3 separate regions of the Mus musculus genome follow, and all the other regions are linked to region 2. The links are chromatin loops, found by intact Hi-C in ENCODE. Cell type or tissue: left cerebral cortex. All regions are shown on one strand.

Evidence for each region. Hi-C counts contacts between places; a loop is a spot of excess contacts. Peaks named below come from ENCODE experiments on the same cell type or tissue, not always from the same donor. Only the 100,000 strongest peaks of a DNase experiment are listed, where the experiment ranks them.
Region 1: a loop joins it to region 2, with 12 times the contacts of the local background. A loop is called at or near these places in 21 of 42 quality-filtered maps.
Region 3: it touches region 2 in a loop (5-fold over the local background); 10 of 42 quality-filtered maps call a loop at or near these places.

Annotation. Positions count from the first base shown.
Region 1 is chr11:12,288,333-12,296,332 of GRCm38, reverse strand. All of the region lies in intron 9 of Cobl (cordon-bleu WH2 repeat), which reads left to right. Among named protein-coding and RNA genes, the nearest start is that of Gm12002, 22 kb to the left of the region's middle. In left cerebral cortex, a CTCF peak has its summit at 4,737 (motif pointing right); a DNase peak (open chromatin) is centred at 4,754.
Region 2 is chr11:12,021,681-12,029,680 of GRCm38, reverse strand. The region is part of intron 1 of Grb10 (growth factor receptor bound protein 10); the gene reads left to right. Among named protein-coding and RNA genes, the nearest start is that of Grb10, 12 kb to the left of the region's middle. In left cerebral cortex, a CTCF peak has its summit at 3,805 (motif pointing left); DNase peaks (open chromatin) are centred at 3,295, 3,784, 4,062, 4,641 and 2 more places; H3K4me3 peaks cover 2,355 bases; H3K27ac peaks cover 2,056 bases.
Region 3 is chr11:12,537,219-12,545,218 of GRCm38, reverse strand. No RefSeq gene overlaps it. Among named protein-coding and RNA genes, the nearest start is that of Cobl, 76 kb to the right of the region's middle. In left cerebral cortex, CTCF peaks have their summits at 1,978 (motif pointing right) and 4,509; DNase peaks (open chromatin) are centred at 1,978 and 4,552.

The DNA of each region.
Region 1 (8,000 bases), 270 kb before region 2:
GAAGGGGTAAGGACTTTGCAATATGAATTTTAAGTTGATAATATTGACTTATCTGAAATCCCCGGGTACTTGTATTTCTTACTGTTAAGTATACTGCTTTATCTGAATATATCCTTTTTGTATTCAATGTTATCTTCCAGAATTTAGTCTCCGTTTTCCTCAAACATAGATTGTATACATGATTTTTCTGGTATTGTCAATTTGAACTGAATAGACATATTCCACCTACCTTGTGAAACAAAGTATTGAACACGTGCACTCTCACCTTCTGGAACCTAGGATCTAGGATTTTCCACATGTCAGTTCATCACTTCAACTCCTTGAGGTATCTGTAGTTTTCCCATTATTCTGTCCTATGCCAGTCAGCTAGTTTACAGAACAAATGAAAAGGGGAGATGTTTTTTCCTTCACCTGCATTATTCATCCATTCTTCTTTTCCATTCGAGACTCATCAAGAATTTACCTGGTACTAGGCATTGTCTGGATTGCCAGAAAATAAAAGTAGATAACAAACACATGGGTTTTACTTAGCTGTGCAAGGGAGAAATGGTGTCTTTCATTTGACAAATCCTGGTTCTAAGATTTATACAGATGGCAGGGATGCCAAAGAATATAACAGCTATGTCTACAAGGGGCTTTGGCTCTTCCAAGATCCCTGTGCAACCGTGCGGAAACTGACGTACTTACTGTCACTCCCATCATCCAAGACAGAATAGGTAAGAAGGATCATATTTAACATGCAAGGTTAAGCAGAAAGGGCAAATGTTTCTTGCTTACTTTGATCAACTTTTTTTAATGTACAAAGATACGTTTGATCTGGAGAGGTTTTTCATGTTTCTCTCCAGAAGAATCTTTTAAAGGTTGTGCTTAGAGTAATTTTTACCTACAAGATTGTTGTCTTGTTGATCACAATGAAAACATTAGCTGAAAACTATAGGAATGATCTTAGCCGATGCTGGTATGTGTGTGTGCTGAAACAATACAAGCTGGAGCTACAGGAAACCTATACAGTTGAGGGAAAGCCAAAAATTAATGAGAATCTCTCTCTTTCTGTCTCTGTCTCTCTCTGTCTCTATCTTCTCTCTTTTTCTCTCTCTCAAAAAAGTCCTTTGTCTTTTTGTTTCTTTTCTTTTTTATTTTCCTTTTTGCATTGAAATAAAGGACTTTTGTCTGGTCAATAGCAGTCATTTAACCTCAGATCATTAAGTGGGAAATCTAAACAAGAAAGGTAATGTTTATAAAATGGTGGGAAAGCATCAGGATTTATGAGCCAGACATTCAAGCTTGTAGATGATTGTATATAATTACAGCAATAAGCATTTTTGTTTTGTTTTTTGTTTTTTTGGTTTTTCAAGACAGGGTTTCTCTGTGTAGCCCTGGCTGTCCTGGAACTCACTTTGTAGACCAGGCTGGCCTCAAACTCAGAAATCTGCCTGCCTCTGCCTCCCAAGTGCTGGGATTAGCAATAAGCATTTATTGGAGAAGTATCTATTATACAGAAGAAAGGTGGCAGCAAAACTTGAGCACAGAGGGAAGAGTGATGCTGCCTATGAAATCCTTGGCTAAAGTGTAGGAGATATGGGGAAAAAAAAAGGGTGAGAACAGAGTTTCCACAGACACACATCCATACTACACAAACATGAAGGGAAAACAGTTAAGTACATGACAAACACAGCTTGACTGCAAAAGTTCCACTTACAGGATCATAAAGGTCACCTATGACATGGATGGCTAGTCTCTGACACTCCCTGGTTTACCTCTATGACAGAACACCCGAAACCCTGATACAATAAAGTCAGACAGATTAGTATCTGCTATACATTATACTAGAGTCTTATAAAAATTAGAAACATTAATTTCCCCCAGTGCATCTGCCTTTCAGAAAGGCTTCTCCTCTCTGACTTACTCCAGAACCCATCCATGACTTTGTAGGCTACGCCTTCTCCTGATAAGCCAGCTGGAGAAAAAACATGTAATGCCTTTTCTCCATAATGTTGTGCATGCTATCAGTAAAAGATGATAGTTCCCATGTCCTGACTGGAGACCCACAAATCAAGCAGACTAGTCACTGACATGTCCCCTTGCACATTCATAGAACAGAAAGAGCCATGGAGAATATGTAATCCATAGTAAATGCCAAGGAAAAAGAAAAATTAGCTATACTTACTTGTCAGTTTTAATTGGCTTAAGCACGTCTGCTTTTACTATAGGGGTCTGTACAGTAGACAGGGAGACACACTGAGTCTGTAAATTGCATGTGTTTTGTCTCTGAATGTGAAGACTCTGAAAGCCTCTCATTTTAAGTAAAAGCTGTTAACTTTGCAGCTGAAATAATTTGGAGATCTTTTCCAACTGTTTACTCACTGGAATTTCATTTTCGCACCCATTATAATCAATCACACATTGCATCTGTGTTTGTGATGCTTATCAGCTGCTAATTTTCACAGTTTTTGTGTTAATTTGGATCCATAATATGATTCAGTTTGTTCACAACTTTTATAGTTCATATAATCAGATTCAAAATATTTCTATGTGCAAGCTAACATTTCCCATAACCAAACAAACTTTTTGCATTAGAGGTAGGATTATAGCCTTTAAAAAACAAGGATGAAGGTAAAGGCCTTCCACACAAGAATGCAAGGTTCATTTAAACATCACAATCAATTAGAAACTGTTAAGGTCCTAGAGTTCATCTAGTATAGAGTGTTTGCTGCTGGTCTTCTCTTTGAAGGTGTATGTGTGTGCGCATACTGTTGTATAATTCAGACTCAAGGGCTGTGGATCAGGGAAATAGTTCAAAATAATATTTACCTCATTAGTCGCAATGCCTAAACAACAAGCAAACTTCAAACATTTCACTGAAAACCAAGGCCTAACTAGTGCAAGTGTGAGGCTCAGGAAGCCTCTTTGGAATGAGGTCATCTTTCTCTTCATTGGCTGGATGGAGTCAGTACTTGCTGACGGAGTGGTCCCCTTTACATCGTCACTTCTATGTATATTCCAATTTTAAGACACTCAAGTAACGTCTAGCCTTTTGTCTTCTTCTTCTTCTTAAGGAAATAGTTCCTTTTATCATAATGCACGAAGCTGCATAACCATCAGAAGACAGTGTCTGCCAATAATCTCCAGTAAAGAACAGAAGAAAGGAAAGAGGAAAAGGACACAGAAAGAGGAAGAGCTTTCAGGATTATGAACATTGGATAGTTGTAAATTGAGTGAAAGGAGAAATGTGAGAGAAAAATAACCCAAACCTGAGTCCAGATGGAAGAATTGATGTGCACCACACATTCTTCTTGGGCCTGGAATAGACTAGAATTCAAGAACTCCTGCATCTTCTGGTGGGATATAGGAGGAAGTGGCCTAGGAGAAGGTAAAATATCCCCTGCCTCACACAAAGCTGAAAACAGGAGAAGGTCAAGCTGACTCCACCAGAGTGCGTGGCAGGGATACATATACACGCACATGCACATGCACACACACACATGCACGCACATGCACACACGGTGTGATTATAATTACATGGCCTTGCTGCTCAATAATGTTTCCTGTGTAAAAGTTTGGTTTAACTCAGAATGCTATTCCCTGCTGGAGCATATGAGAAGCCTTCCACACAGACCTATGTCCCTCCAGGCAAACTGAGCAGCAGGTGCCCCTCTGCTCAAAATGGAAGCCTTCTGGTCTCCTTGACCCTGACATTCATATTGGCACCTAGGACTCTTGGAGGTGCTGCCTTTCCACTTAGAGAATTAAAGGGAGAGTAATTGTGTCTTACAGTCAGGCTCCTCGCTGTCTGACCAGAGGTGGACAGAGGTGTAAAATTAAGTATATGCTATTAATAGAAGCTTCTGTTTGCGCAGGAGAATGGGTGGTTCTTGGTAGCAATAAAGAGCCTTTGTTTTCATGGCCAGTTTCTCTTTTTGCTATGTGCTGCCTGAACTCTGAAGCACCTCATTGACAGCCTCTCTTTCCAACATTTTTTTTCTTCTCCTCAGTTTTTTTTTTAAATAAGCAAACTTAATTTATGCCACAGTGTCTCAAACGTTTCTTTCTGTGATTCATAGCCATTTTTACTCTGCAAATATGCATATTTTGTGGACAAATAACACATTATTCACATATCTATATATACCACTGTATGTCAGTGTTATATATAAATCCAGTTAGGATTCTAGCAAAACATAGTTTCTAGTGACACTGTAAGTTAAATGAGAGGTAAAACACCATTCTAGGAGTTAACTAGGAGATTATTGAATTGTAGTTGTTGAAATTAATGTCCCTTATAATGAAGTTGCCTTGATCTAGGGAGAAGGAAAACTGGATAGGGCATGTATTCCATGTAGTCATCTAGATATATATATATATATATATATATATGAAAATGCAGATGTGTAAATATGCACACAAGAAGGTGACCTCTGTCCCCCTATCCGTTTCCAGAGGAAATGTGAGACTATTCTTAGTGTTGTTTTCTCCTGTCAGGGAGCCATAAATGTGTTGCTCATACATTTGTTAACCGTCCTCTTTGCTATCCTAACCCCACCTGACAGCCAACTGACAGGGCCAGCTTCAACCAGTCTCCTTCTGGGGAGTTGGCAGCGTGGGTGCCAGGGCAGAATCTTTCCAGGCTCCAGTGAGAAGTAATGCCCACCAACCCACATTCTTTGCAAGCTTGGTGGTCCCTAAGGGGCTGGTTTATTTAAGGCATCTTTGGAAAACAAGTGGTTTTGGCTGCATAAATACAACCACCAGGGGGAGCTCTGGTTATCCTGTTAGTGTACTGCTCTGCAGAATGGAAACAAAGATACAAAACATAAACCCCAGGGCTTTGCTTTTGTGCCGGTCACACAGAACAAGCAGGCTCGGTGACTACAGTCTTAAAGCTGGTCCCTCTCTAGTCGCACAAAGAATGAAATAAAGCCAAAAGAATCAACCGATTTGCCTGAAATCACACAGTTATGGGAAGGCCTGTACTCAGCTTAGTAGATTCTCCATCTGCTGCTGCTGAGGTGACTAGTATGTGGTCACATTATGACTGTGAGCTTATGTGTGTGTGTGTGTGTGTGTGTGTGTGTGTGTGCTACTATATCTTTGTATCATTTATACATATACACATGCATAATTTAGAAACACACTGATGCACACTGTAAACATATGTGGAGGCATACACAACACATATGAGTATCCATGTCATATACATTCATTGCCATGCATTCATCACTGTTGTGGGCACACTATGTCCATATGTACATTCGTAACACGTATACATTCATGCATGCAGACATAAGTGCACCGTGTGTGTGCACATCTCAGTGTATAAGCTGGCACAGTATATGATATTATTACCTTGTGCCTGCCAGTTTGCCTCACTCAAGATATTCATGAGTCTATGTTTGGCTTTGTAAGAAGAACTGTGAATCTGTCCATTTAGTTTTCCCAGGAATCGTTGTTGGCCTCTTTTATTGTCTGTCTTAGGTAACTATGACCAGATACCTAAGAAAACACCACTTAATGGAGGGAGAGTTTCTTTTGGAGCACATTTTGAGGTATCAGGGCATGTTAGCAGGAGCATGAGGCACTGGTCACGTTGCATCTTAGTTAAGAAGCAAAGAGTGAACAAGAGGTCGAGCCAGCTATGAAACATGAAGGCTCCACCCCTGATGACCAACATCCTCCAGCAAGGCTCTACCTCCTAAAGTTCCATAACCTTTAAAAGAAGCACTACCATTTGGAGAAAATGTATTGAAATGCATGGACATATGGAATACATTGTATATCAAACCACCATGATTCCTAATTTGCCACAAGAAGGAGGTCTGAAAATTGAGGAGAGCATGATCAAACCATCATTAAAATGGAGAGTTACCTATCTTTGGACAGGTCAGAATCTCATGCTATCATATTAATATGTTCCGGCTTCCTCCTTTATCATTAACTTTATACTTATTTCTGCATCCATTGGATGTTTGAAGCCTGTGGAGCACGTGACAACTAGAAGGTGGTACATAGTGGGTCTGCAAGAAGGACTCAGCTGGAGACGGACAGGGTTTTGTACTCCATGGATTCACTACTCATAGGGTAAAGGCATGAGGTAAAAAAAAAAGCTACTGGGGGCCCCCATTTTTATAGGTTAATTCTTCAATCTTTATCAGAGCCCTAACAAGTCAGAGCTATTGTTAACATCCTCAGTTTACAAATAAGAAAACTTTGGCACAGAGTAACTTGTCTGAGGCCAAAGACAAGTTCATCCCTATGCCTAGACTTGTTCCTTGCCAGTCATGTCCCACGCACTTAGCTTGTATTCTATTTCCTGCCTTCATTATGCCTGCCAGTGTATGGGCCGGTGTTGTGCATTGTCTCTGGCTTCCCCTTTTTACCTCTGAAAACTGCCCATATACCAACAAAAGGAGAACGCAGAGGATGGCAGCCCTTACCATTTGAGGTATACAGCCAGTGGTCTGGTCATATTTGAAGCTCATGGACTGGGTCCACAGCCACCAGTTGATATGTGTGTTAAAACTCTATCCAACAGCAAGTGCAGAGATTTAGCCAAATCACCATGCTTACATACTTCCCAGACATGGACAGTTCTCAAGACTAGACTTAGACTCTTCTCCTCAGCCACACCATACAAGAGTCCCCTGCCTTGCTGGGGCTGTTATTACATATCAGCAGCTCAAACAAGCCATGCCCTCTCTGCCAGCTCTGAAGGTTAAAAGTCTGTGATCGTGATGTCAATAGGTTAGTTCTTTCCAATGCTCGCTCATTGTTTGGCTCATGGATGACATTTCCTCCACTGCCTGCATAGGTCTTCCTTCTATTTTGGGGATCTAATCGCTTCATCTTTTAAGAATACAAGTCATATTGTCTCATGCAAAGAGGCCTGCCTATGGCCTGACTTACTCATTTACTACTGTAAAGCCCTTTTACACAAAATGTTTCATTCTGAATTTGCTGTGGTTCTATGTTTTTTTTAGAACAAATCTTGGACCATGATTGCTGTCATCATCTCGTGGTTGCTAAGGAGATAGTAGAGACAACAGAGTACGATGCACCCATGCATAATCATGGGACAATACTAGAACCTGACTCTAGGGACTTGGCCTTTTTCAAGCTACTAACTCTGCTGACTTTCTCCACTTACCATGACCCTGTCTCTGAAGAAGCCACTTTCCTGTGGGCATTCCTGTGCTTACCCTAACTGACTTTCATTCTGCTCACAGTATCTAGAGTAGCTGCAGTTCTGAACGCACTGACTTCCCCACTGACTAGCAGAGAAAACCTGTCCGTCGCAGGAGCTGCTTCCAGGGATGGTCAGTAACTGTGACAGCCTGCACCATGCTGAAACCAGAAGCCCCTCTAGCTCATGCTGTCCCTTTTCTGACGTGTACGCCTTAGCCTCCACTGGGGTCTTTCAAGCATTTGTGAATACATGTGCACCTATGTGCTGTTGTTGCTGCTGCATGCACACGTGTGAACACACATACACACATGATTGAAGCCTACTTTGTATCTTAGTTGCATTTGAATTTTGGGATTTATAGATCATTCATAGTCAGCTCAACATGTTTTCCTGTTTATTCTGTTTATTTGCAGAGCATTGTAAAGATGCTTCATATTTATGGACTTCCGAATGTTTTCTGAAATCAGTTACTCATACTCCTCTCGTGTAATGAATTCTATCCATCTTAAAGGTTGTCATGTTGTCACCAGTTTTTCCCAGCTAACAGGACTTCTGAGGAAACCAAGCCAAGATATTAACCATTAGCTACAGATTGTGTTGCCGACTTCCCAGGCAAAAGGGCCCTTGAGACTCTGCTCCAGGGCCTGGCGGCCTCTGTGTTTTGCTTAGACTTGTTTTTGCTTGACCTATGCAAGGCATCTTAAATTGTTTGTATAAACTGCTGAATCAGTTAGTAGCTCTTAATTATAACTTAAAAAAATAACATAAAATGTGCAACATTAGATATTTTTGAGGACATGATTCTGTGGTTGTTGGGGTA
Region 2 (8,000 bases):
TACTTAATGGGAAGTGAAGTGAGCCTAGAGATGGGTAGGAAGTAGGGGGCCTAGTGAGCCACTGTGAAACTGAGTAGAGCTGAGGGCAGCAGCAGTGAGCACTCACTTGGGCTGACTAGGAAACTGGGCAAGCTGGAGTCCAAGGTTGGGTCTCTAATTGGTACCTCTTGTTGTCAGCCAGCTAGTACTCCATTGATGCCTATAGGGACTGAGTAGACAGGACAGTGGTTCTCGTGTATACTGTGGGTCACGAGGGTGTAGTTAAAGGAGTTTTAGATCAATGATGTGTAGACAGGTCCCATGGAGGCTGTTGCCCATAGATTACCTATGAAAAGCTGGAGTGGCTTCTGCCCCTGCTAGGGTCCCCTGTCTCATTTTAGAGGCTATGTTTGGACCCCTGAGGTCCTTCCTGTTCTTCCACTTCAAAAGCATGTGCCTGAGTAGCCTGTGGAGCACACACAGTATGGTGCCATTAACTGATCCTCTGTCCCAGTGTGTGAGGCACGCCTGATACCTGTATCTTCAGAGTTCTTCATAGCTCTGAAGGGAAGGGGTTCTGGGAACTTTCACTAGATCCATTGTTTCTAGCCAGGAACCAATGGCTTGCCTTTCCCCACTGCTTCTAGAGAAGTCTGTTGAGGGGGTGAGATCCCTAGGTCTAACCTCCCCTTAAGACATCCAGAGCTGCTTTTTGCTTTGGATCTGCCTTTTTTGTGTTTACAGGAGTAATGGTGGTTCTCACTTCTGAGATTTCTTTTTTTTTTTTTTTTGACTTCCACAGAGTCTCAAGTTTCATCCCTGATTTCCAGTTAGATTTCAACTCTTAAGCATTTGATGAGTCAGTTACGCCTTCTCCACTGGCTTTGATATTACAACTGAACTGGCCATGTGTGTAGAATGCTAGAAGGCACAGGCGTGGCTTCTCTGGAGTCCCCCTCAGTAATCATTAGATTGTTCTCCTTTGCTTTTTTTTTTTTTTTTAATAGAGAAGAGTGGGGGTTTGATGCTTTTGTCCTATATGACCTGCTCTTCTAGACCAGGAAGCTGTAGGGCAGGTGTCCTGTCCAGGCAAAGGAGTTCCTCTATCCTACCTACCCCCAACATTGAGCAGCCAAGCAGAGGGGCCCAGGGATACCTATATGAGTTGACTGTCCAAACTAAACATACCCCGGGAACCCAGGTTTTCTCTCCTTGGACTGACTGTACTTTAAGCATAGACATGAGCTGAAGTGTGTTCCTTCCCTTTTGCAATTTAAAGTTGGCTTCTGTCTGTCATTTTGTCCCTGGTGGTGTTTGCTTTGCTCAGAATCTCCACAAAAGAAGTACCCAGTCAAAGTTAAGTTTTCAGACCAGGGCTTGCTGTGTTTGATTTGGGCTTAGCACTGTTGGATGCCACACTGAGAACAGCCTCAAACCTGCTTCTGTTGGATTGACTTTATATTTAAAAGGATTCTATAGCATGACCACCCTGAAGCCTCTGCTCCCCGGGGAGCATCTACTGTTTGCCCATTTTTCACCCCTCCACCCCGTGGTACTTAGGGACCTGAGCTGACGTCCAGCCCACTTGCCTTACTGCAACGTTTCTGTTTGGCCTCAGAAGGTGCCTAGATAGGGTTTTCAGAGCTCCCTCCTCCCTTTGCAGATCTGATTATTGCGTAGTCTACCTCCGCTTCGGAATCGGAGGTCTACTGGTAGCTGCCACTGTTTTTATCGCCATCTACAGTTTCTGTCTGTTAGAGGAGAGTGTGAAATCTACTGCGTCCTAGCTCTGTACCTTGGTAAGAGTCAGAAATAATCTCTCCAAACCTTCTTTTTTACTTTCTTTATTGTAAACATGTGTGTGTGTGTGTGTCTTGTGTGAGCGTGTGTGTCTTATGTCTTTGGTGCTCTGTATTTGTGGATTCTGGATCCACTAATTGAGTTAACACTGAGTCAAAAATATTCAGAAAAATTGCTTTTCTCTTGACCATGCTCAGACTTTTTCATGTCATTATGTAGAAATAATATACTATAACAAGTATTTGTAAGCATTTATATTGTGTAAGACATTATAAATCTAGGGATGTCTAAGGATGGTTTAAAGTACATGGGGAAGATGCTCATAGGCTGTATGTAAAAAAAAAAATCTATCTTATAGAGACTTGAGCATCTGTAGATTTTGATACCTGTAGGGTTCTAGAACCAATCTCCCAAGGATACTAACAAGCAGTGTGTGTGTGTGTGTGTGTGTGTGTGTGTGTGTGTGTGTAAAACCACAAGTATCTCCTATCCTCTTAAATGCTTATATGTTGCTTCCTTTGTTGCAGCTGTCTGTATGTCTGTCTGTCTGCCTGTGTGTATGTGTAAGAGAGACAGAGCTAGTGCATAGCAGATGCTTGCTATAGAGTATTATTTTGTTAGCTAATTCTATATATGGCACCACACTTTCTCACTGAGATAGAATGGTGGGTGTTTGTTGGCTTCCAAAAGGAGCCTTTCCTTTCTGATGTTCCTGCTTTGACATTTTGGGGGAAGGGTTTGAGATGAAAATGATTCTGGATCCTGAGGTTCTCTAGCCATGGTCACTCAGAGCTCCCCTCCTCTCGCAGGTGAAGAAAATGGTGTTTCTGGTGTAATTCACCACCCATTCCTGAGCTCTGTATGTGGTTTAACCAGTGGACATGGTGGACTTTTGGCATCATGAGAGCTGCAGGCGCCGTTCCTGTTCTTGCCCATCAGAGCGAAGGGGGAAGTGGGGGAGGGGAGGACGAGAAGCTAGGAGCAAGAGGTTCTTCAGGGTTGCCATGAGAACCAGGGATCCGGGGATTGGGCAGCAGAGGGCCCCCGCTGGGCCTCGGGGCGTGGCTGCGTCACATGGGTTTGGTCCTAGGGTTCCTGTAGTGCGCAAGGACCAGCCGCGTCCCTCGTCCTCCCGGTCGTCAGGGGTGCCCAGTCAATTCCCTGGAAGCTGAGAAGAGCCGTAGAGGACCAGGGACCAGCTCAGCAGGACAGGCTTCCCAGCACTTGGGCTATAATGGGGGTGGGTCCAGACGGGCATTTTTTTAGGTGGAGGGGGGTTGGCCCCCTTGCTGGGATGGCTATTCGGGAGGCTGTGTTGCTTCGCTTAGCGTGTTGGCCCGTGTCGGCGCGTGTCTGCCTATGTCTGTGCGTGTGGGCGCCTGTCAGCCGTGTTGGCGCGTGCCGGCGCGTTCCGGAGCATGCCGGCGCGTGCCGGGCTCGCGTTGGCGCGTGCCAGGCTCGCGTTGGCGCGTGCCGGGCTCGCGTTGGCGCGTGTCGGGCTCGCGTTGGCGCGTGCCGGCGCGTGCCGATTTGTCCTGGAGCGTGCCGGCGCGTGCCGGTTTCTGGAAGCGCGTGCTGGTTTGTAGGCGCGTGCCAGCGCGTGCAGGCCTGTGTTGGCGCGTGCCGGCTTATGTTGGCGCGTGCCGGCCTGCCGCGATCATTCGTCTCTGAGCGGCACGGCCCTGTCGGTTCGTTTAGGAGCTAGTTCGCTGTGCCGGTTTGTGTTGGCGCCTGTGGGCCAGTGTTGGCGCATGTAACACGTATGTTGGCGCGTGTTGCCGCGTGTTGGCCCGTGTTGCTGCGTGTCAGCGCATGTTGCCGCATGTCGGTGCGTGCCTGCTGGGCCTCCGCGCTCCTCTAGGCTCCAGAGCCCTTTTTCTGAGCCGTAGGCCCTTAGCTGGGGCGGAGCCTTGGCGAACCCCAGCGAGCCGCGGGGCCGAGCGCTGTCCATGAGGAGCGCTGTCCACGCGCTGGGTGCTGCCGGGTTCGGGAGCTGTCCACTGGCCCCGGTAGCGCGCACGCAGCGACCCCGTGTGGCGAAGTCTGTGCTAGCCGGCTCTCCAGGTACGCAGGTGGGCTCCGCCATCCTCAACATTCCGGGGGACTCGGGGTAAGAGAAGACATGCTGAAGTCATGGTGGTCGTTTGGAAAGGGTTCACCTCCCGAAATCTGCAATGGTCCAAGTGGTGGGCAGCTCCTGCGAGCTCGCGAGCACGAATGGCCTCGGGCTCGGCACGCTGTTGCGCGGCTGGCTGTCGGCTCGCTTGCTTGCCGGCGCTCGCTTGTCGGCTCGCCTCCCGGCTCGCCTACAGTCCGGGATCGCGCGAGCCTGGGTGGACCGTAGCCGTAGGATAGAATTATGTAACCATTTTTAATCTCGATTTTTAAGATATTATGTAACAAGTAGTAACTGTACCCACGTAGACCTGAAAATTTGGAACGTGGAGACGTAGCGTCTGCTCTCAGCCAAGTGGTAGACAGCGGTTGTGCGAACCAGCTTGGGCTGTAAGCAGACATGGGCATCTGGGGTAACTGAACCTTTTTTCTCCTTAGAAATAGGATACTAAGGTTGGCCTGGTCATCTTTTAAACCTCACTGGAGAATAGTCTAGTATAGGAGCCTCGGATAAATGCACATTGGCACTGTAAATCTTTATTCATAAAACCTTTTATTTCAATGAAAGAAAATGTCAATTAATTAAAATTGGATGACAGAAAGCTTGTCGTCATTTCTATGTTTTTGATTGAGCTCAACAAATTGTCCACATGACCATAGCCGCTATTCCTTCCCCATTGACGTAGATCTTCAGAGAAGCAGTCAGATCACCTGTTTACATTTTGACTGCCCTTCTCATCAGCTGCCATTTTCCTGTTGATGGCAGGAGCCACGGCCAGTGTATTGATAAGAGGCCTGGACAGAGCATTCACCCAGGCAGCTGCTGGCTGGGGACATTGCTGTCTGTATTAGCAAATAGTTTCATTTCTGGACCAGTGAGTAAAAAGTGAGTGTTTTTCATTTTTGTTCTGTCTGAATTTGGAATGTAGTGAATGACTGCAGGGATTTTGACCTGTTGGTAGCCAGGGCCTTCAGCCTCGGCCTTCATTTTCTGCATGTCCCTGTTTTTTGTTTTTTGTTTTTTGTTTTTTGTTTTTTGTTTTTGTTTGTTTTGGGTTTTTGTCTTGGTTTTTTTTTTTGGAGGGGGGGGTTGTTTTGTTTTGTTTTTTTGCGTTTGGTGGTGTTGGCTGGGGTGGAATACTTGGTAATGGTCCTGTGCGTTACCTTTTAGCCCCTCATATCCATCAGATGGGGTGAGGATGGGGGAGATGATGGGCTGGGGTGAGGATGGGGAGGTGATGGGCTGGGGTGAGGATGGGGAGGTGATGGGCTGGGGTGAGGATGGGGAGGTGATGGGCTGGGGTGAGGATGGGGAGATGATGAGCTGGGGTGAGGATGGGGAGGTGATGGGCTGGGATGAGGATGGGGAGGAGATGGGCTGGGGTGAGGATGGGGAGGTGATGGGCTGGGATGAGGATGGGGAGGTGATGGGCTGGGGTTGGGATGACTGAGATTTTCCTTTTCATCAGTCCTGAGAAGCAAGACTTCCCATTTAAGTGACACTTCCCATTTAGGGTTTCACACAACTATGCACTTAATTGTGGGGATAGGTATGAGGTCCCCATGTAGACTTACAACTGAATTCCTGTTGTGCTTCTTGCCACTCCCCATGTCTGGACTAGAAATCAGGGATTATAGCTCCTGCCTAGCAGTATTAAGAATTGCGTACTAACGGTTAGAAGAAGGCAGCAGATGGAGTTAATGGCAATTTCACTACCAGTCTGAAGGGGGTAGGAGTAGTGCCAGATTGGTAGAATTAAAATGTGAGTTATTTTTGTTCTTAAACCCTCTCCTAAGGATTTCCATCACCGGTTACACTTCTCAGTGTCATGTAATTACCACCCAGAACTGAGCTTTGGAAATTTCAGAGAACAGTGCATCTTTTGAATTTTAGAATTAGGTGACATTTGGGCGACAGTCTGAATTCACTGACTTTCAACCTTTGTGGTCCCACAAAAACCAGACAGTTCCATACTTATGACGTAGAAAGAATGCCTTATGAAGCTTTCTTGGGTTAGCACAGGTGAACGTGCCATTGTAGACCTGGGGGACTGTGGTCTGATGATACCCAGGGTAGCAGGGTATTAGGCAGAGGTGGGAAGGGGTATGACCTTGGAGCACATACTGCTCAGCCCACATCTTCAGACTCCATTTAGCCCTTGCTGCATCAGAAATGGAATCTACTACCATCACTGTGAGGCCCGTTGGAGATTCTTTAGTTTTTTTTTTTATTATTATTTATACATTTTATTTAGAGGGTGGCTCAGGCACAGACCATGCGTAGAGGTTACCAGACAATGTAAGTCCTCTTCTTTCACCATGGGGGACCTAGGGATTGAATCCAGGTTGCTGTGCTTGATGGCAAACGACTTTATTTGATGAACCATCTCACCAGCCCCCATGGCTGGTTCCTAATGGACATGAAGCTGGAGAAGAGATGCTGTGTTCTGGGCCTTGTAACCACGTGGGCTTTGGAGTATTAGGGCAAAAGGTTGGCAACTTCTTCTGGCAGAGTTACTGCCTAACTAGAGGGACAACAGCAAAATGAGGGGTGGTGTGGAAGCAGTCTTAGCCCTTTGGACTCTGGGAAGTCTGGGAGAGTGTCATAAGAGTTCCTTTGTTTGAGCCATCTTGTTCTCTATTTCATCCCATTTTAAAAAGGAAGTCGACCTGGGCCCCAGGATTCCAGCTTCCACCAGTGCAGGACACTGAAAGGCAAATCTGACAGTTGGTACAGCCACTCATCACATCCAAAATTGTTTGAATGGACTGCATTTGCTTGTAATCCATAGAATACATTATAGAGGGTACATGACTGGAGATAGTTTGACTCAATTTTTTTAATTTAAATTTTTTGATAGTTTCATAAGTGAATTACAATAGTTATCACTTCTAATCTAGGCAGTAAGTTTTTAACTTTATGATGCTATGCAAACAACATACATTCAATAGAAACCCTACTTTGAATTTTGATTGCTTCCTGGGTTAGTGACATGCTAGAAGTTCTCCCTTCTCCCATGTTCTTTGGCTGAGGCTAGAGCTCTAGTTAGCCATGATATGCTGAGAAATAAGGCTAACACTTCACAGTGTACTGAGTTGCAGGCTTGCTCTGTAGAGTGGGTATGTTATATGCTGTTCAAGTGTAGCATTTTAAACTTACAAGCCATTGCCAGTCAAGGATTGTGTATGCAGGTGGACACAACCCAATGTTTTGCCTCATTCCTGAAGCCATCAGTGCCTCGACCCCTTCTATAGGTGATTATTTGATTCTTTTCCAGTATTCTCCTTCCTTGTTTCCAGCTAAGTGGGCTTTTTTCCCTCAAGACTGTTGGGAGTTAAAGAGTAAGGAGATGGTGAGTTGAGGTTGGGAGGTGGCGAGTCAACATTTACTTGGCTCTGCTTTATGGGGAGGGGGGCTTTAGGACTGTTTGCTTCAGGAGCATATTCCTAGTCTGTAGAGCACTTCCTGCAGGCATCAGGAAGCACCAGGGGTGAACTCAGGATGCTTCAGGCTGAAACTTGATATTGATAGAAGGGAGGAAAGAAAATCCTGATGGTATAAATGGGACTTTAAGTCACCTACACATGATTTCTCTCCACTTTGGAGCCAGTCCAGGAGCTCTTTGCCTTTGCTAGCCATGGCCAGGACATGGCAGTTGTTTAGAACTTAAGTGGGGCAAAAATTGCAAGGAGTACTTTGATAGCTTTTGACAAGACCCTCTCCTGTCAACATTCAACAGATGTTTGAGGAATCCATCTGTTTTCTTGTCTGTTTTCCCAAACTTAGGTTGAAACCAGCTACATTTAGCATGCAAAGTGTTTCCCTATAGGCTCCTGTGTTTGAGGACATGGTCCTCAGCTGGCACCATTGCACTGGGACATTGTGGAACCTTCAGCAAACAAAGGAAGTAGGTTACTAGTAGCAGGTAGTGTCTAGACCTGGTTACTGCTGGAGTTTTCTCTGCTTCTTGTGGTAATTTAACCAGCTACCTCATGTTCCTGCAGCACTGAGCTACCCCTCCAACTGTGCCATCTCTGCCATGACAGGCCGCTGTACCCTCTCAAGCTGTAAGCCAAAAACAAATTCTTCCTCTCATAGTTGCTTT
Region 3 (8,000 bases), 520 kb before region 2:
TAGCTATAGACAAGATGTTTTCATTCTAAATCTATATGATCAATTATCATATTCACAAAGTTTTGAGTTTCCTTTAGTTGTCTTTTAAATGTAAACTTAAAATGTTTCTCATTTGACTAAATTTTTGTGTATTCAGTCCCCCTGATAGAAGAAAAAAGCCTTTCTTGCTCTTTCTGCTCCATGAAAGTGTTTGTCTTCACTGGCCTCATCTTAAAGACTGTCCATGCTGTTAACAGATGTATCTCTTTTGTAAACATACAAGCACCAGGAAACACACTCAGATCTACCTCTCATGGACCAAACAGACTCCATCTAGATAAGTACACCAGCCAATCAATGGCCTAAGTTTCCACTTGCTAACTATTCCAGAGGGTGGGATTCCTCTCCTATTCCCAGGAACTGGGACTCCCCTCACTCACAACCACCACGGTTTCACCCACTAAGGGTTTCAAATGCCAAAGAAAAATTTTTTTTCTCCCAAATGTATTTAACTTTATTCTCTACCTCTAATTCTGTGTGTGCATGTTTGTGCGTGTGTGTGCGTGTGTGTGTGTGTGTGTGTGTGTGTGTGTGTGTGTATGCACACGCACGCACGTATGTGTTTCAGCATCTTGTCAAGTCCAGGCATTTACTCAAATCTATATCCAGGACAGTTTCGGAGAAGAAACCCCCAGCTGCTCCAGTCTACTCTCACAGATACAGACACTGGACCTGCTCCTTCTTACCCACAGATGGTTCCACAGACCGTGGACAGCAAGGAAACAGCCAACTCTCCTAAGACTGGACCAATTCCCAATCCCCATTTTCTTTGGTTTCCCAGAGACATGTCACCCCAAAGTCAGCAGGAAGTAGCTAAAGATCACACCAACCCGATTCCTGTTTCACCACCACTTCTTTCTAGTTTTTCATTTTTTTAAATCAAACCAAAATGGAGGAATGTTGGCATTCCTTCTAAGCTCCACAAAACAATTACCTGGAGACAGCCAAGTAGGCCTGGCTTACTATAAAAGGGGCTGTTTGACCCCCCCCTCTCTCTCTCTCCCTCTCTCTCTCTCTCTCTCTGTTTTTCTCTGCCTCTACTCCCTTCTTAAGCCCTCTTCCCATGCCCTAAATAAACTCTTTTCTACACTATATTTGTCATATGTCTGCTACCTCATGGGCAAGGGATGCCTCATCATGGGCCTACCAATGCACCCCTCTTAGCTCACCATACTGCACTCTATTAAACATATCCTAGTTTCTCTTTTTATAAAACACACTAGGGGTATTGGCACTCTTCAATTAACCCTGCTGCTGCAATATTCTTTTCGAAAAGATATCAGCCTTTATGTGGTGGAGTGAGCTTAATCCCCTCTTGAATATTAATAATGTCAGGACATTAATGATGAATATAATTAATGTCAGGATGCAGAGCAGCACCTTCTTCTGATCCTTAAGGAAGAGTGAGGGTTAACTTCTTGCTGGGGCTGAAACCACATCACAACTTCAAACAACTTTAGTGAAAGTAATTTGGTCATGCATCAAAGTAACTATTCTTGTTTAGCTATAGACCTTTTTGTGATCGAAACCTTAAAATTGTCAAGGAAGCATGTGTGTTCAAATTAGGTGCTTGTTTTCTTGTTACATATATTCATCATTAATTATGAAAACTTTAAATTCCCATTCTGTTCATTTTAAAAGTCTTCCCAAGAAATATATTTACAAAATGTTTGTCTTTATTACATCTTTTCCTTTGTATTATGACATCTGACAGGATGTATTGAATCTACCTCCTTGCTCTCTTTCTGACAGTCTCAGTGTCACTTCACCACCACCTTTTCAGCCCTGTGGATGGCCCTCTCACATCACCTTCCTAACTCTCAGGCCTTCCTTCCCTCTCCCCTTCCTCAATGCAGCCAAGCAAAGCAATGCATAGCATTTACATGACCCAGCTCTTTGCTTAAATACCCTCAATGATTTCTTCTTTTTTTTGCCACAAGGTGGCACCAGCAAGAAAACAATCATCACAAAACAGAAGTTAAATATGATGCACAGTGAATCTACCAATCAAGATGTTTTGAAATGGTTAAGTGAGATTGAAGACATGTGTTCTTTAAAGTTCAGCATGTAAAGAAATGTGTGTTCAATCAGGAATGTGTGGGAACTGTGAAGGGCGTGGCAAGGCAGTTCAGGTGAATATGGTGACAGTGATATTAACTCTTCCCTGTGATCACAAGGTAAGGTGAGCACTGAGTATCCTCAAAAACTCAGCCTGGTCAACTTAGGGCTAGGGAAGTTCCTTCTAAATGACTGATACAGTGACTCCTTTCCCTAGTAACATTATATGAGGTGGAAAAATACCATGTAGATGAAGCAAAAAGCAACTAGAGAAGTAAGACACACTTCAGTCTCAGGGTTTTTAAAAGCTGAGAGAAAAAGACAAGATTATGGTTGGAACTTGGCGACCAACTGGAGCAAGCTCTCAACTCACAGGCTAAAAAATACTCTGTTGTTCTGATTCTCTACTAAAAACATTCCCATGCTGACAGTGCTCTCCTGGTGATGTTCTAAGGTGGCTTGAGTTGCTGTTGATGTCAGCAGTTTGCTGTCTGGCCACTCGTTCTTCTGTAGTGCCACCATAATTGCCTCAAAATGGAGATGAACTTCTGTCTTTAGGGCAGTCTATAACTTCAGTATGGCCTGTTTCTTCCTCCATTTTCCCCAGTACCAGCCTATAGACTCAAGCCCCACCTCCAACACTCTTGCCCATCTCCACAAATCTGCTGGCCTCAGGATCCTTGTACATGCTCCTTATGGTGCCAGAAGTAGTCATTTCCTATCTTCTTCTTGGACTAACTCACGGTAAATAATTTGTGATTTTAGCTTTAACATCACCATCCTAGCAAGCAATTGCCGCAGACCCTCTGGCTCCCTGTGTCTGCATGGAACGGGTCTCTCGACGTAGGTGGGCAAAGCGTGGATGAATGACAAACAGACACACACAGGAGAGGTTGTGTGGAATCTGTATTTTTCAAATCAAGCATCAGACTTTTTATGCAGAAGACAATAAGAAAGTTGGGTGACATACCTGCAAGGTACAAATGAGGTAACCGGATGCTTAAAGACTCTTACACATAACAGAGGAATGAAAACACAAAGACTGGCAGGAACTGGGCAATAAAATAACTGAGACAGAGTCAGCCCTATCTAAGGTCAGCTATAGTCTTAGAAGCCAGGTGTGAGAACTTTACTCTCCTAGGGCAAGGGTTTTCACACCCAAGTCATGGTTCTAACTAGGGAGTTCCATTCTAACTAACCATCTCATGAATAATGCAATACTCTAAAACCACAGCCCGATCTACTTCCTAAACATTGTAAATTCCTGTATATGGGAGCGACTTGGCTTTTATTCTAAGTGATAGTGTAGCACCAGAGGCTATTCTGAATGTCACTGAATAGGCAACACTCTTACTGAATTCCAAGCCCATGGTCATGCTCAAGGACGTTGTAGGACTGTTGGAACACTGGCAGAAGGCTTTAGCTATGTCAGAATTCAATCTTAAAAGGCACTTATAATAAGATGATACTGAAAGAGAGCACGTGGATCTATACACTAGACTAACGCGGAAATGGAACGTGGGAATGAAAAATTAATGTATGGGTAGAGAACGCTAGACTCCAGGAGGAGAGCTTCCTTGAAACTCTTTTGCCTCATGAGTGACTTTTAAGCCTTTCGGCTTGTCCAGCTGACTCGACCGGAGAGCGTAGCAAGCAATAATGTCCAAAATTAGCTAACATTATTTGGGCACCCAGCTTTTTTCCAGTAGCCATCACTTTTATAATATTTACAGTACTGAAATTCATATTTACAACTGTAATTGGTTGCATATGCATTGGGTTATTTTTATAACTTGGAGAAGAAAAGAACAGATCATTTTCTGAAAAAGAATGCATTTATAAAAGTTTTGGGGTACAAGCAATGTTTGGAAGTAATAAAAAAATAACATAATAGTACTTATGTAATAATTAAATATGAACTTCAAAGACTGGCAAGAGAGACTGAGATTGTCAATAGAAGGGGGAAAGTGTTGAGAATTTTTTAAATAGAAACAAAGTGCTGCGCAGTGGTGGCGCATGCCTTTAGTCCCAGCACTTGGGAGGTAGAGGCAGGAGGATTTCTGAGTTCCAGGCCAGCCTGGTCTACAGAGTGATCTCCAGGACAGCCAGGCTACACAGGAAACCCTGTCTCACAAAACATGCCAAAAAAGAAAGAAAAAGGAAAGGAAGGAAGGAAGGAAGGAAGGAAGGAAGGAAGGAAGGAAGGAAGGAAGCTCAAGAGAGAGAAGTTCACTATCCAGACATGCTCATCAGGGGAGGCAAAAAGAGAAAACTTCAACTGTCACTTCTTGCTACATCTTAGCATTATGAATGAAGAGTCAAAAAAATGTCTTAAGTGTTCTGGTGTTGAAGGAAAATCAAGGCACAGGGATCACATTTGTTCCGCTTCTGGAGAAGAGAGACTACAACAGGAGACTGGCAGGTGGCGCTGGTGGTCTTCCAAGGATAAGGTTTCATTACCACCTGATGACTGTATCCTGCCACTGTGTAAACACAGAGAGAAGCTCCCTGCTACATGTGGTCCATGTTCTGTAGTCACTCAGCCAGTAGCAAGTGGCCAGTTTCTTGAGATTGAAGCCCAAAAGAGACCAGTGTGGCTTCATAACAGGCTTGCACTGACTAGAGAGACGCTTGCCTGGAGAACGGGCTTGCTTCTCATTGGAAAAGAATTTTAATCCCTTTAAAGCCTAAACCCAAGGAATTTATCACATATTTTGTGGAAAAGTTATTCAGATAAATGAAACGTCTTGGGGCTTAAGTAGAAGGAAGAGGTTAGTCATAAAATCCCTGTGAAAAATAGTAGGTTAAATATTCTACCATCACCTTGTGTCCATTAATACACCTGCCATTAAAGAAAAAATGAAATAAAATAACATACAGAGAGGCAAGGGAATAGAAAAATTAGAACTTTTGTTTACTGTTGGATGTAAGAAAAAAATGATACAGCCCCTAGCCATATGATGTCATAACATTACTTATGGCTATATTTCTAAAATAATTAAATACAGGGACTTAACAGAGATCTTAATACACACACATGCACAACCACCAAAACCAACAACAACAATAACAACAGGAACAATAACAACTTTATTCACAATAACTGAAAGATATAAGCACTGGGTGTTTATTAAAGGACAAATGGAGAAATAGATTTTACAATTTAGTCTTAAATACTGTTTAACCTACAAAGGAAGAAAATGTTGGCATCTTGCCAATGATGCTACAACATGAGATGTCCAGAGGACTAATTAAAATAAGCCAATAACAGAACACAAATTATATCATCTCATTTATTACAAGTGTGTAGATGAGTCAAATGAGTCAAACAGAAAGAAGCTGATAAGGACCAACAGCTGAGAGATGGGAGGAAGGAGACTTAAGGTTTGAGAGTATGATACTAGTTACTTTTCTGTGATTGTTAGAAGACACCGCAACCAAAGGCAGTTTATGGAAGAAAGAGTGTATTTTGACTTATAGTTTCAGGGGGATAAAAGTTCATCATGGCAGGAAGGCATGGCAGCAGAAACAAAAAGCCAAATGCCCACATCTTACACACAAGCACAAAACGAAAGAGAAAAAAACTGGAATGTCATCTGACTTTGAATGGCAAAGCCCCCACATAGTGGCCTGCTTCCTGTACCAAGTCTGTAATACCTGAACCTCACCAAATAATGTTAACAATTGAGTACCAAGTGTACAGTGGCCAAGACTCTATAAAACATTTTTAATTCAAGACATCACAGATAAGAATTTCATGTTTTGCAAGGCAAAAATGTTTGATGTACAAATAATACTGATGGTAACACACATGTAAATGCTATTAATGTCAGTGAAATGTTTGTTCCAGAATAAATAAAATGCTATTTGTTGAAGCTCTCTGAAGAAACAGAGCCAATTGTGTGTATGTATAAATGGGGAGATTAGGTCATGGAGGCCAAGCCCTAAGATCTGAGGTTGACAAGTTTGAAGACTGATAGTATAAATTTCAACCCAAAGGCTATAGACTTCAGACTAGAAAAAAGCCAAAGCTTCCATTTTTATGCCATCAGGCAGACAGAATTCTATTATTGGAGAGCATGTATTCTGTTATGCCCTTCAACTGATTAAATGAGGCCTACCCACATCAAGAAGGGACATAAATTTCTCTCATTATTAATTAAAATGTCAATCTCATCTAGAAACACCATCATAGAAACATAGATCAAATATGTGAGCCTTACCTGACATTGTCAAGTTGATGCACAAAGTTAACTGTCACAAACAGAAATTTTTGTTATTTGTGTTTTAATAACAATTAAAAATTGTTATTCTAAAAATAAGTGAAAGTCCTAGAAGAAATAGAAACCTACCAAAAGACAAGACAAAAAAAAATACCCCATAACAGAAAGGGTAAGAGACAAATGTGATTTTATGTTAAGAGTTTACTAAATATGCGATGACCATACAACAATTATTTTGCTCCATTTTCCTCAATGACATATTTTCTAGTTTTGTTTTGATTGCTATAGCAAAATAATGCCCTGACATAAAGCAACCTCAGAAAGAACAGGATTATTTGGCTTCAGGTCAGGTTAATATCCATAAGTAAACATTGAGGCAGGAAATTGAACTAGCTAGTTATATCACATGCACAGTAAAGAACAGAGAGACAATATGTATGTATGTATGTATGTATGTATGTATGTATGTATGTATGTATATGTGTGTATGCTTGTTTACTTGTGCTCATCTTGATTTCTCCACCTGCTGCCTAAGGTTGGGTCTTCTCAAATCAATTAACAGTAACAACAATGAAAACTCTCCACAGACATTCCCATAGGCCAATCTAATGTAGACTGCCCTTCAGTAAGACTTCCCCAGAGCTTGTGTCTCTAGCTGCATATGTAGCAGAAGATGGCCTAGATGGCCATCATTGGGAAGAGAGGCCCCTTGGTCTACCAAACTTTATATGCCCCAGTACAGGGGAACACCAGGGCCAAGAAGTGGGAGTAGGTGGGTAGGGGAGCAGGACATGGGGAGGGTATAGGGGACTTTTGGGATAGCATTTGAAACGTAAATGAAAAAAAAAATCTACTTGGAAAAAAAAAGACTTCCCTTTAAGTGATTCTAAGTTGTGTCCAGTTAATAAGTAAAGGTAACCATTAAAACATATTCATGTTTTGGTTGTTTGGTGTATTTGAACAAGCAATAAAAGCCAGGTTTTAAAATTACAGGCAAGCTAAGAGCTAAGAATCTTCTCTCCAGATTGGCTTGTTTGAGAGTGAATCTCAGAAGTCTTTATTGTTTGTTTGTTCTTGGGGATGGTGAATTTGGTCTGTTTCAGAAACTTCTGAAGCTATTTTGAGCTGTTTATTGTCTTAATAAGCTTCCCTGCAGAATGAAGTGTTTTAATTTGAAGGAAACTGCTAGACTACAGTGATCCATGGGCAGTTTAGCTCTAGGGATGCTCTCTCTCAGATGCAACAACAAGTATGATTCTTCCTTATTCCCCCCCCCCCACCCCCCCACGAACAGCTTGTCTTTAAGTAGTCTTATCTCTCAGGTGCTAAGCTCTTCTTATACTTGTCTTCTGCCAACCATGGCTACTCACTCGCACAGTCACATGGTATTCTGTGCTATTGTTAATGACAACCCCTCCCATAATTTCTGTCATTAACCCGTGATGTCTGACCTCTCCCACTCATCCTCTCCAGCACACTTTCCTGCCTGCCTTCAAGGCCAGCAAACTGTCACAAGTGCAAGTGAGTGTGTATTCAGAATCAGACACCAGATGGGAAGCAAGGACAAGTGATCTGGGAGCTTTTCACTCTACTGAGGTTGAGAACATGCACCCAAGACCAGAAATGGATCTTAATAGGAGGTGTGCAACACATTTCCAGGTTTACTGCAGTACCCAAGGC